2 separate regions of the Homo sapiens genome follow, and region 2 is linked to region 1. The links are chromatin contacts, found by Hi-C or POLR2A ChIA-PET in ENCODE. All regions are on one chromosome and are shown on one strand. The core of a region is the stretch at or near the end of the contact, and the rest is flanking DNA. Distances in the headings are between cores, read along the strand shown.

Region 1 (6,302 bases), core at 3,393-5,892:
AATTTTGGGGGAAATATGAATAATATATATATCAGGATCTTCATAAACTCAAATATCCTTTATTTAAGTTAGGTCAATTCATATGGACAAAGATCTGTATACCACTGTTATGAGAGCAAAACAAACAAATAAAACAATGGCAAAATTACCCTACAATGTAAATTTTCAAGAATATGGAAAGGATTGCATTTTTAATTTTTATGTTGGGATGTTATATAGCTTTTGAAAATTATGTTTTCAATGATGACATAAAAATGCTTACAATACAATGTTAAGATGAGGTGGAGAGGTGGGAGTGGAGGATGGGAAATGGATTTTTTTGTGTGTGTACAGTTACCTCTCCACATTTGTGGGTTCCACATGTGTGTATTCAAGCAGTCAGATCAAAAATATTTGCAAAAACAAATTGTGGACATGTACAGACTTTTTGTGTCATATTCCCTAAACAATAAAGTATAACAACTATTTACATTTACATTTTATTGGGAGTATAAGTAATCTAAAGGTGATTTAACATATACCGGAGGATATGTATAGGTTATATGCAAATACTACACTGTTTGATATAAGGCACTTATATATTCTGAATTTTGGTATTTGCAGGGGTTCCTAGAACCAATCCCCCATGTATACTGAGAGACAACTATACATTCACAAGCACATGCTAACAGATAAAGAAATATATATATATGAAACTGTTTACTGTTTAGTCCAATGTTTCAAATGTCTATAAAATAAATATATATTTTTTAACAATAAATCTTTAAGTGCAAGTTACATTGTTTCTTGTTTTCTGTCAATGTGAATTTGAAAATTTTCTTAATTTTCTATTATCACTTTTTTCTAAATATAGTAGTTTATGTATCATAGCATTAACCTAAGGAAATAACTTACTCCTAGCTCCCATATTCTGGATTCATCAGGTTTCTGTTCGGTTTTTTAGAATTTCTTAGTAACCTTGTTGCATTGACTACCAAATACATGCAGACTTGTGATTGGAAACAGAATATAATCAATGAATCAGAAAATCCACATGCTTGGTGGTAGCAGTAACATTTCATTGCTTTGGATTTGCATTTGTGATCATAACCCTTCATTTAGCTAAGAAGCTACCAGGGCCAGCTGGCACAACCTGTGCATTCACACTGGGCCCCATGCTTGGCTTAGTGCTCTATGATCACCATCTTGAAATTCTTAATTTCTAAGCAGGAGTGTCCCACAAATTATATAGCCAGTCCTGAGTTTTACAAATTAGTTTAAATTCTGGAAGGGGCCAATGGAGAACCAATCCCTAGCTAAGGTGGATTCATGAGCCCATCAGCGTTAAAACATCACAGAGAAATGAAAATCTCTTAATGTTCTTAAAGGCCTCTAGGAAAACACAATTCCACAACCACTTTTGCTAGCCTGTCCTTTATTTCATAATTTCTAGTATTATAAATTTTGCATATGTTTAACACAAACATCTCAGTTCCAAATAAACTTAATTTTTTAAAGTTTTCATCTCTAATAACAGAGAATTATGACACATCAGTTGTAGCACTGAGCACCTACTATGTTTCTACCTCTGTAAAATTTGTTAATATCTACCCTGCTTTTTTAAATAGGATTTTTATAAGGATCAGATGAACATAATATAATTATAAAGCGCTATAGAGAAATAAGCTATTGCTTAAATAACATATCTTTGTTTTCTCATTATAGATGTTTAATAAATTCCTTAAAAATAGTATTGATTATTCTCTTACTTATAAACTATCTTTAATGTTTAATGTTACTGAATATTAGCATACAATTGACACTTAAACAACATGGGGGTTAGGAGTACTGACCTACCTTGCAGTTGAAAATCCACACATAACTTTTGACCCTTCCAAAACTTAACTACTAATAGCCTATTATTGATCAGAAGCCTTATCAATAACATAAACACTTGATTAACACATATTTTATATATGTATAATATACTATATTCCTACAATAAACTAAGCTAGAGAACAAATGATATTAAGAAAATCACAAAGACGAGAAAATATATTTACTATTTATTAAGTGGGAGTGAATCATCACAGAGGTCTTCATTCTCATTGTTTTCACATTGAGTAGGCTGAAGAGGAAGAGGAGACCTTGGTCTTGCTGTCTCAGGGGCAGCATAAGCAGAAGAAAATTCAAGTTTAAGTAAACCCATGCATTTCAAAACCCATGTTATTCAAGGGTCAGCTGTCTTTTAAAGGCTTATTTATGATCCCTTACTCGTAACCACTTCTTCATAACTTACCATTGGCTCATTCTCTTGTAAAGCCTTCCCTGACCCCATGGAAACCTCTGGATTTGAGGAGAATCAGGAAGTGGATGCACCCCTTTTTAGGTTCTTCCACTCATGGTATTTGGGGCTTTTGTTATGATCCCAAAGAAAATCTGACTCCCAGGTCCTGGGGTTGTGGAGTTGTATGGGTGCTATTCTTTCTTTGAACTGATATTTCAAAAATTTTGTCCCATGTATTCTAACTTTCTTACTAATTTTATTTAAAGAGGAGTAATGGTTCATAGTTTTTAAGGGGGACACAGAAAGATTAAATGAAGGAAATCACAAGCTGCTCAGAACGCCAAAGGAATTGAGAGAAGCAGTTCCTAAAGCTGAAGTAGTAAAACTCAACAACTTGCTAAAACATTCCATATGAGGGGAAAAAAAAAATTTAAGACCAAGGAATTAGTGTGCTGCCAGCATAGAGATTATTTGTTAGCACTTGGCTAGCACTAAGTTTTATGTATTGCTAACAAGATGCTGATAACATGGTTTCTGAAAGATTTTCAATGCTTGGCAAATACGTTTATTCCTTAGTGTTTTATACTCAACATTTTCAGAAAAATCTAGGTTTCTTAAACATATATCCCAGTTATTTTAGCGTTATGCATAGAGCCCTGAATTTTCACTATTTAATACACATTCCAAAGACTATCCATATTTGGCCCATACAGATAAATGCAAACAATAGGATGGATGTTTCCATCCTGTGCTGTAAATCCTCCAGCTTAACATTTTGAGTCTGGACAATAGATATAGCTGAAAAAAGATTTGGATCCAAATTGTCTAGCTTACATTCCCATAGTTGATATAGCAATGCTATCAGCTGAGGAGTTTGAAGAGCCTAAAAGATTCTCTTCCTCCTTCCTTCAGAAATGGTGCTGAAGAATGAGACCTAAGAACCTAATTTGCTTGCATATTTGTACCCCATCCTTTGAATCAGCCTGTAAGCTAAGCAGCTGCTCTGCAGGCTTCTCTGTTTCTCTGAGAAGAATCTTGCTCTGATTTCTTGGAGAGGGGGTTGCTTCTTAGCCAAACCTGCCAATCATGTTGAATCTTGAAGCGATCAATGAGGCAAATTCAGATAAAGAGAACCCAACAACTGCCAAGACTGATCGGACACCTACTGCTAAATGTTGGAGATTCAAAGATGAATAAGATGATTCCTGTCTTTAAGGAACTCACCATCGGAGGGGAAGAAAATATGTAAAGAATTACAGTAAAATTTAAAAATGCTACACACAGTTCCTCATCTTGAACTGAATACACACTCCTCATACTCTCAAACCAATTGTCACATACCTTCTTTTGCTTACACAAGCATCTCTAGAACTTGTGAAGTAATACAATCTTTGAAAAATATTTATATAATCCTCCACATCTTTCACATGAAGAAAATGATGATCATTTTCAGTACCTACCTCTTATGTGTTGACAAAAACCAGCAGAGTTCTCACAAGTATTTCTGGATTTATGTTTAGGTTTGACTAATTAATTGAGCAGGAGAAAGAAGGATTAGTCACTATATAGTTATACAATTCATCAGCAATTTCAGGGCTCCATTAGCCAACACTGGAACATTCCACCGGCACGATCTTCATGAGGATATTGAACAGGTTTTATTCTGTGATTTGTTTTGGAATGAAATTCTACTCACCCTTCTTTGTGAATGAATGCTGTTCAACACAATTTAAATATTTAAAAACAGCATTGAGGGTGTGAGCTGTTGTTTAAGGATAAACTGTCATGCTTCAGCCTAAAGCACATTTTCTCAGTGGTCATTATTCTATACCTAGTTGATTAGAAGCCAAGGAGTTTGTCATCACTGGTAGCCACCTACCCATCATGATGGAAAAAGCATCATCCTTTCGGTTGTAGCTGGCATGAGGACATATATGTATCACATGGGGAACCTGCAAATTCTCTAATGCAGATTGCAGCTGAGAATGCAGAAATGTGAGCTTAGACTACAAGAACAGTGGAAGTCTTTTCTGAACACCTGTTTGTTATTGAGACAGCAATTACTGTATAGTTGAGAGGGAAACCAGGGAAGACACCCCAAACGACTGCAGCTTGAATTTTTAAGCTGAGCCTATATAAGCATATGCATTTTAGAATTGATGCTTCTTATATCTCCAGTGTTGATGTTTCCTTCATTGATGGTCTAGAGGACATTTAGGAATCTCTGTCAGCAAAACAGATCCTTTAAAATTTCTTAGGCTAAAGATAGTCTCTTAAGTATGAATAGGGGGTTGTAAGCTTTGATTATGCTTTGCTTTATCTGCGAAAAATCCTGGGAATGAATAGAGTATTGTGGTCAGTTTAGTCCCATGCCATTCATGGTCCAAAGGCAAAAATGTAGTGTTGTCACATTTGAAAAGTGGCATATGTTTTCCTGGTAATTACATCTTATATGTTTACTATTCAAAAAATGCAGGTGTGGGTTTTTGAACAGTGTCCAATGACAATGTGCCTGACTGGCAGCAGTTCCTAAGTGAGTCATGTTTCACTGTCTGTCGTTTTTTATAACTGTTTTCACCACTAATTTGGTTCTCTGATGCAGTGTGCAATTAGTTCTATTATGAAAGCAGCTGTCTTCAGTTTTACAATGGCACTTTCCCCTTTGGCTTGCACAGAGCTTGTTGTGGTTCTGCTGATGTGATGATAGGAGTTGTAAAGTGGTACCTAGATGAGCCGCACTGGGCCCGGATCTTCCCTGTACACAGGATTCTTGCTTACTCACTGCTACTCTACTGCTGTTTCTCCCAGCTCAGTTAAAAAGAGGGTCACAAATTAAGTTGCCCCTTGTAAGACGTGTACTGTAAAGATTGGTGACCAGGCCATTTGTACCACTGGAATCCTGTTGTTTATAAAAATTATATTTGAAAATGATGTATTAGGTCAAAGTTGAGATGGGGAGGTACACTGGGCAAAAAATAAAAAAAGGATTGTTGTGTTTGGTTCACTTTCAAACATGAGGTATGATATTTAAGATTCCAAATGAAGCCTGAATGCAGCAAATGCCAGTATATGAACAATAAAAAAATTGAACATAATGTTTGTAGTTAGTTATAATATGCTTTGGATTTTCCTGCTCTCTGAAAGAACATCCTATTTTCACAGGAGTTTCCATGATTTTCGATTCTTAATCCCAAGTCTCTTCTGACATCCAGAATTCTCCAGGAGACCTAGAGCAATGACCATTCTGAGCCCATCTTTCCTAAGAGGAGCCAATAGTTTGAGCTTTCCCTTACAAGCATAATTCCCTATTAATATCTTTAGAACATTGCTACTCAAAGTATGGTCCCCAGACTTGGAGTAACACATCATCTGCAAGCCTGTTAGAAAACAGAATCTATGGCCCCACCCCAGGCCTACTGAATCAGAATCTGTATTTTAACAAAATCCCCAGGAAATCTATATGTATACTAAATTCTGAGAAACCCTACTTTAGAACTGTATTATTTGCTCCCAAAGCCACAGCTATGTCTGAGAACCTGACTGCTACTTATTAGTGATTGTTAATGAAAATCACTGAATTTTACTGAATTTAGAGAACTTGTGATCAACCGAACTATCTGGTTCTTTTAGTTTTTTTAATTGTCCTCTTCTCCCTTTTTAAAATATAAACTCTTTGAGCACAGGTACTTTCCCCGTTTTGCCCATTAAAGTATCTGTAGCGAGTAGAAGAGTGCCTACCGCATATTTAGCAATCAACAAATATTTGTTGAGCTGAACAAGTGAACAAATGACTCATTATAAATAAAATATGTGCTCAGCAACAGAAGCAGATCAAATTCCATAATCCCATGGGGTTTACTCAGAACCTTAGCACATCAGTGCCTGGGGCAAGAGGTGAGGCAGAAATTGAGACAGGGAGCGCATGAGTTCAGAGCTCGTACTGTATTGATAGTCACAGAGGACACCTGGGCTGTCTAGGGAAGAAGTGGCAGCTCTGAAATTTTTTCCCCTGATATTTGGCAAGTGGCAGGGTTAT
Region 2 (5,436 bases), core at 1,788-4,287, 170 kb after region 1:
ACCAAACTACCTGTTCAAAAATCGGTATTTGCATGCCCAAGACTTGTTTGAAAAGGCGATTATGGTCTCACAGGTAAATCATAAGAATTTTTAAAATTTTGTAAATGCTGTATTTATATGACAGACAGGAACCACTCTGAAGGAATCATTATGGTTTGGGAAATGATATGCAATTTCAAAATCATCTAAATCATTTCAATTGCCTGTATTTACATTTATATAATGGGTATTTATAATGGTGATTATTTTAGAACTTACCTTGTTTTCCAGGATCTCACATTGGTTTCTATGGGAACGAGAATGGCTCTGAAGAGGAGCATTTTAAGAACTCTTTTCACATTCAGTGACTGCTAACTGAACTGTAAATTCTGTTTGTCTGTTAACGGTTTTTAACATTTAGATTTTAACACAGAAATAGAAGTTGGGCATTCTAGCCTCATAAATCATTTTAAATAATAAAAACTATTTTTATGAAACATCTGGCACATTTGAAACATTTGAAAAACAAAATAACTAGCTTTAGGAGCTAATAATCTGTTCACTTTATTAAATTCATTAATGATTAATCCACATTGGCCATGTGCTTGCTCTTAGAAAATTGTGTAAAGAAGAACTTCATCAGAAATATATTGTTTTAATACACTTTCTCTGCTATTTATACATATGTGTGTGTGTGTATATATATATATATGTTTTCTTAGTTGTATAAAATCCCTTAAAGTAGTATAAAATGTTCTGCATTTAAAGTTTCTTCTCTGCTAATACCTCACTCATCCTGTGCTATTATTTGCCCTGGTATCATGTTGTACCTTGACCATGAGTTGGTACTTTATCCATGTTCTTATACCAGTTGGAACTTATTTTTACTATTTTTTGAAACAAGCTCATAAGTCTTTGAATTTCAATTTTTCTTTTTCTTGGAAGAAATTTTTAGATCATAAAAAGCCCAATGTGTAACTTATGGATTACGTTTGTTCAGTTTAAAACTGTATTTAATATTTCCTCACATTTCATGTTTTCCAATTAATTTTATTTTTTTTTAATTCCCTGGAAAAATGAAATTTCAATATATCATTATTTAATTCCTTCTCAACATAATTAAAACCCACTAAAAATAAGAGAAGCCTATTCCAGAAAAGAGTGCTAAAACTCAAAATTTTTCTTGTACCCAAACTATAAAAGATGCTAGCTGAAAGCATATGCATCCCATAACCAACTTATGTAATAGCTACTCCAGTTATTTCTGATATACGATCTATGTCTTAAATCCGAAGAGTAAAGGTTGGTGGCAGACTGCCAGGTGGGGTAGAATTAGCACTGGGTGATTTTGCCTTCCTTTTGATTGGAATGTGTTTGCTTGCTGTCAGCCTATCCCTGACGGTAGGCTGCCAGAGACTAGTGTCAGTTTGAGAAGTGGAGCTGCTAGCATCGCTGTGACTAAGGGATCATTCTGTAACTCAGGGGTCTGGTGTAAGCTCCATGGAATTAATTTTTTCTTCTTTCTTAAAAGTATTTTTCATTCAGATTTGATTTTATGATATGAATTAAGGATTGCCACACTTTGAAAAAAGGTGACGATAAATAAATGAGAAATATGTAATCAAATGTTTTGAGAGGAATGATTAATTGATTTGCTATTCTATTTTTTTAAAGTTGATTTTGAATTGAAGTACAAAAATTGAAAAGTAAAATCAAGTCTAATGTTAATCATTAGAAGAGAAAGAGTTATCTTGAAAAGTATCTGTCAGGCCTCTGAGCCTATATCTGAATCTGAAGGTGAGGCATATAATTGTCTAGCACAGAGCTACTCAAAGTGGGGTCCCTGGACCAGCGCCTATAAAAGACAACTATAGAAAGTGAGCATAAACATGTAGAAACTCTTAGAGCAGTTTGACACTGCCACTTCATCCAACCCTGTGATTTCGTATTTTATAAAAATCAGCCCATGGCATTTTTGAATTTTAAAAATTTGCCCTTTACTACAAATGGAGATGGATTGATTTAGCATAAATTACTGTAAGCAGAAAAGAGTGTCATTTGAACTTCATATATTGAGAATAATTTATCCTGTGTGATTCTGTCTGAAAGCTGGGAAGTGAGGTGTTTTTCTCTCTGAAAAATCTCTTTCTAGCCCTAGAATAGCATATTTATATTCATAAGATTACAGCAAAGGAGGCTGAAGCTGATGTTGTGCTCTCCTTTTGCAGATATAAAAACAAAAGTACAAAGGGCTTAAGTGAGATGTCTGATATTACACAATTAACATCAGAATTTAAAATCAAGTTAAGTAAACAGCATTGCACAGAACTTATTTAATATTCTGATGAGTAAAATGAAAACACCCTAGGTTGATTATGGCATCAAATTGGATATATTTGTAATTATATATGGCAGATGTCAGTGCTTTGTCTTAAGGTTTCTGATGGAAAAGCATTGTGATAGTCGTTCAATGGGTGAACAGTGAAACTATACATACTGCAAACCAAGGTGATGAGTTGGAAGGAATTCAATAACCAAAACCAAAATTAAACAAAGAGAATGAAGAAAGATTAAGGTAGGAACACATAGTTTGGTTAAAGAACTAATAGAGCAGAAATGTAAGTCCACAACTCTCTGAAAGGTATAAAATTCCAAAAGAAAAAGGGTTCACCTTGGACTGTAAATAGGAGAAATAAAATGAAAATAAGAAAGGGAAAGTTTAGACAAAACATTGGGGATTCTTGTTAATTTTCAGGAGTATTAGGTTAGTTGAGTGGGTGCCCAAAAGAATCTCTAAGGACATTTAAAACTTCATTGAACAAAGCCATGGACAGTGTATTGTGGTGAGCAAGAAGACTTAATGGCAGGGGGATGGTCTGGATCAACCATGAGGTGTTTTTCAGCTCTAATTTCTAGTATACCATAGCTCTGTGAAGAATAGTTGCTAAATTGCTTGATCAACCCAGACAAATAAAACTCAAAACAGGAATAAATTCCCAGACAAAACAATAAAGTCAGCCAAAATTGAAACACACCCCTCAGAATAACAAAGAACCCTAAATCTTGCATCATACCCCAAAGACGACAAATTCAGTTTCTGGCAGCCTGCCCAGAAGAATAAATTCCAGAGACTAGATCCTTCACTGAGTAAGCCCAACCAACAGGTTGGGAGAGTTCAACTTCTCAGACACGCAAAACCTCCCAGCAGATATTAATATTAGAGCAGACTAAAACTGAAAGGGAAAAGTGATATATTAAACAGCTTGATCTATGAGTGAACTAATTCCTGTATTCATTCTTCAAGGAGTTATTATGGAGTACCTACTATCTGCCAGCTACTATTCTGGGGTAGGGTACCTCAGTGAACCAAACACTGAAGAGATCTACCCTTGTGGAGTTTACGTTCTAGTGTGAGGAACAGTAAAGAACACGGTATGCCATATCTTCAGTAGGTGGGAAGTGCTAAGGGGAGTAGATAGCAGGCTAAGGAATATGGCGGGCAGGGTTGGGGGTGTGACAGAATGGGGGCAGATGGCTGCGTTTAATAATGCAATCAGGGTAGAACTCCTGAAGAAGGAGAGACATTTGAGCAAGACAAAGGCAGTGAGAGTAGTTAGCCAAGTGGGTACTGGGGAAAGAATATCCCAGGCAGTGAGAACTTACAGAGCACAGCAGGAATGGTGGAGCAAACCTGGTGTGTTTGAGGAATATGAAGGAATATTCTTCCCCACACTCACTCCCCTCCAGTGGAATGAAGTCAGAGAGACCTTGTAGGCCTTTACTAAGACCTTGTCTTTTATTCTGAGTAAACTACTTACATCTTGCTGTGAGACTCTTAGGACCTCAGTGAAGAAATTAATGCACTTCAGGTGCCAGCCTCCCTGGGCAACCATTCACTCACACATCAGTGGTGTTTCTTTGTGCTCCTTCAGATTGTTCAGGTCATAAGTTATAAGAATGTCAGCATCTTCCGGCAGCATGGGCCTTTAACATAAAAGTATGTCCTGTAGGTACTGCTACTGAGAATGCAGGGAAAATCGTGAATCTTATAACTCTGGATGTTTGCTTTCATTTTTTTCTTAGACCAGCAATAAAAAATTTTAAAAATTATATTTATGATCTTTGTATGATGTTTGTACATATATGAAATATGTACTCTGTCACAGAAAATAAAACCCTAAATATCAGCAATTGTATTGTGGGTTTATATTCTATGAAACCTGATCTTTACTAAGGGCTTGATAAATGTTTAAAGGTAACTAGGAGCTTAAAGTTAGAAGACAAAAATGGATCTGCTTGTGAGAAGGAATGACAATATTAAAAGAATATTTTGATGTTTTTGGATATTTGAAAATATTCGAAAATTAAAGGCTAAGTTAGAAAAACACTGTTAATGTTTATTCATGATTTGAAAAAAAGTGTGTTGAGTACCTGCCGTGTGCCAGGCACATTTTCTAGACCCTATGGATACAACAGTGAGCAACACATAAGAGCCTGAAATCTAATACGTTCCTCTATGAAGATTCTCTTCAGGCAGTTTACCAGTTCTATTACAACAATGTGTAGCTGAGGTGGTGGGTCAATAGGAGACTCGTCTGCAAGCCAGCATCACCTGTTATGATGGGACATGGCTAGGAAATGATACTTCATGACCTGTCCCCATCTGGTGATCTACTCTTTGGAAATCCTCAGGCAGAGACTACATCTCTGAATGTTCAGGAACTTGGGACTTGGCTCCAAGTCTTTGCTATTGTGAGTAGTGCTGCAATAAACATACGTGTGCATGTGTCTTTATAGTAGAATGATTTATAATCCTTTGGGTATATACCCAGTAATGCGATTGCTGGGTCAAATGGTATTTGTAGTTCTAGATCCCTGAGGAATCGCCACACTCTCTTCCACAATGGTTGAACTAATTTACACTCCCACCAACAGTGTAAAAGTGTTCCTATTTCTCCACATACTCTCCAGCATCTGTTGTTTCCTGACTTTTAAATGATCACCATTCTAACTGGAGTGAGATGGTATCTCACTGTGGTTTTGATTTGCATTTCACTAATGACCAGAGATGATGAGCTGGATAAAGAAAATGTGGCACATATACACTATGGAATACTATGCAGCCATAAAAAAGAATGAGTTCATGTCCTTTGCAGGGACATGGATGAAGCTGGAAAACATCATTCTCAGCAAACTAACACAGGAACAGAAAACCAAACACCACATGTTCTCACTCATAAGAGGAAGTTGAACAATGAGAACATATGGGCACAGGGAGGGGAACATCACACACCGGGACCTGTCGGGGGGTGGGGAGCAAAGAGAGGGATAGCATTAGGAGAAATACCTGATGTAGATGATGGGTTGATGGGTGCAGCAAACCACCATGGCACATGTATACCTATGTAATAAACCTGAACATTCTGCACATGTATCCCAAAACTTAAAGTATAAAAA

What was found. Hi-C counts contacts between places; a loop is a spot of excess contacts on that map. ChIA-PET counts read pairs that join two places held with the same protein, here RNA polymerase II (POLR2A).
Region 2: a loop to region 1 is called in a map of PC-9, with 2.6 times the contacts of the local background. The contact joins two enhancer-like sites. A Hi-C loop is called at or near these places in 1 of 168 maps with a recorded cell type or tissue (PC-9). POLR2A ChIA-PET finds 5 or more read pairs at or near these places in 1 of 52 experiments (MCF 10A).

The regions. Positions count from the first base shown.
Region 1 is chr7:96,542,774-96,549,075 of GRCh38, forward strand. It overlaps a transcript of SEM1 not described here. Among named protein-coding and RNA genes, the nearest start is that of SEM1, 160 kb to the right of the region's middle. Within about 2 kb of position 4,643, at least 2 of the 41 ENCODE cell types and tissues checked have a DNase peak (open chromatin) inside an H3K27ac peak, as active enhancers do; they include PC-9, where a contact is called at or near this core.
Region 2 is chr7:96,717,999-96,723,434 of GRCh38, forward strand. No RefSeq gene overlaps it. Among named protein-coding and RNA genes, the nearest start is that of SEM1, 11 kb to the left of the region's middle. Within about 2 kb of position 3,038, at least 2 of the 41 ENCODE cell types and tissues checked have a DNase peak (open chromatin) inside an H3K27ac peak, as active enhancers do; they include PC-9, where a contact is called at or near this core.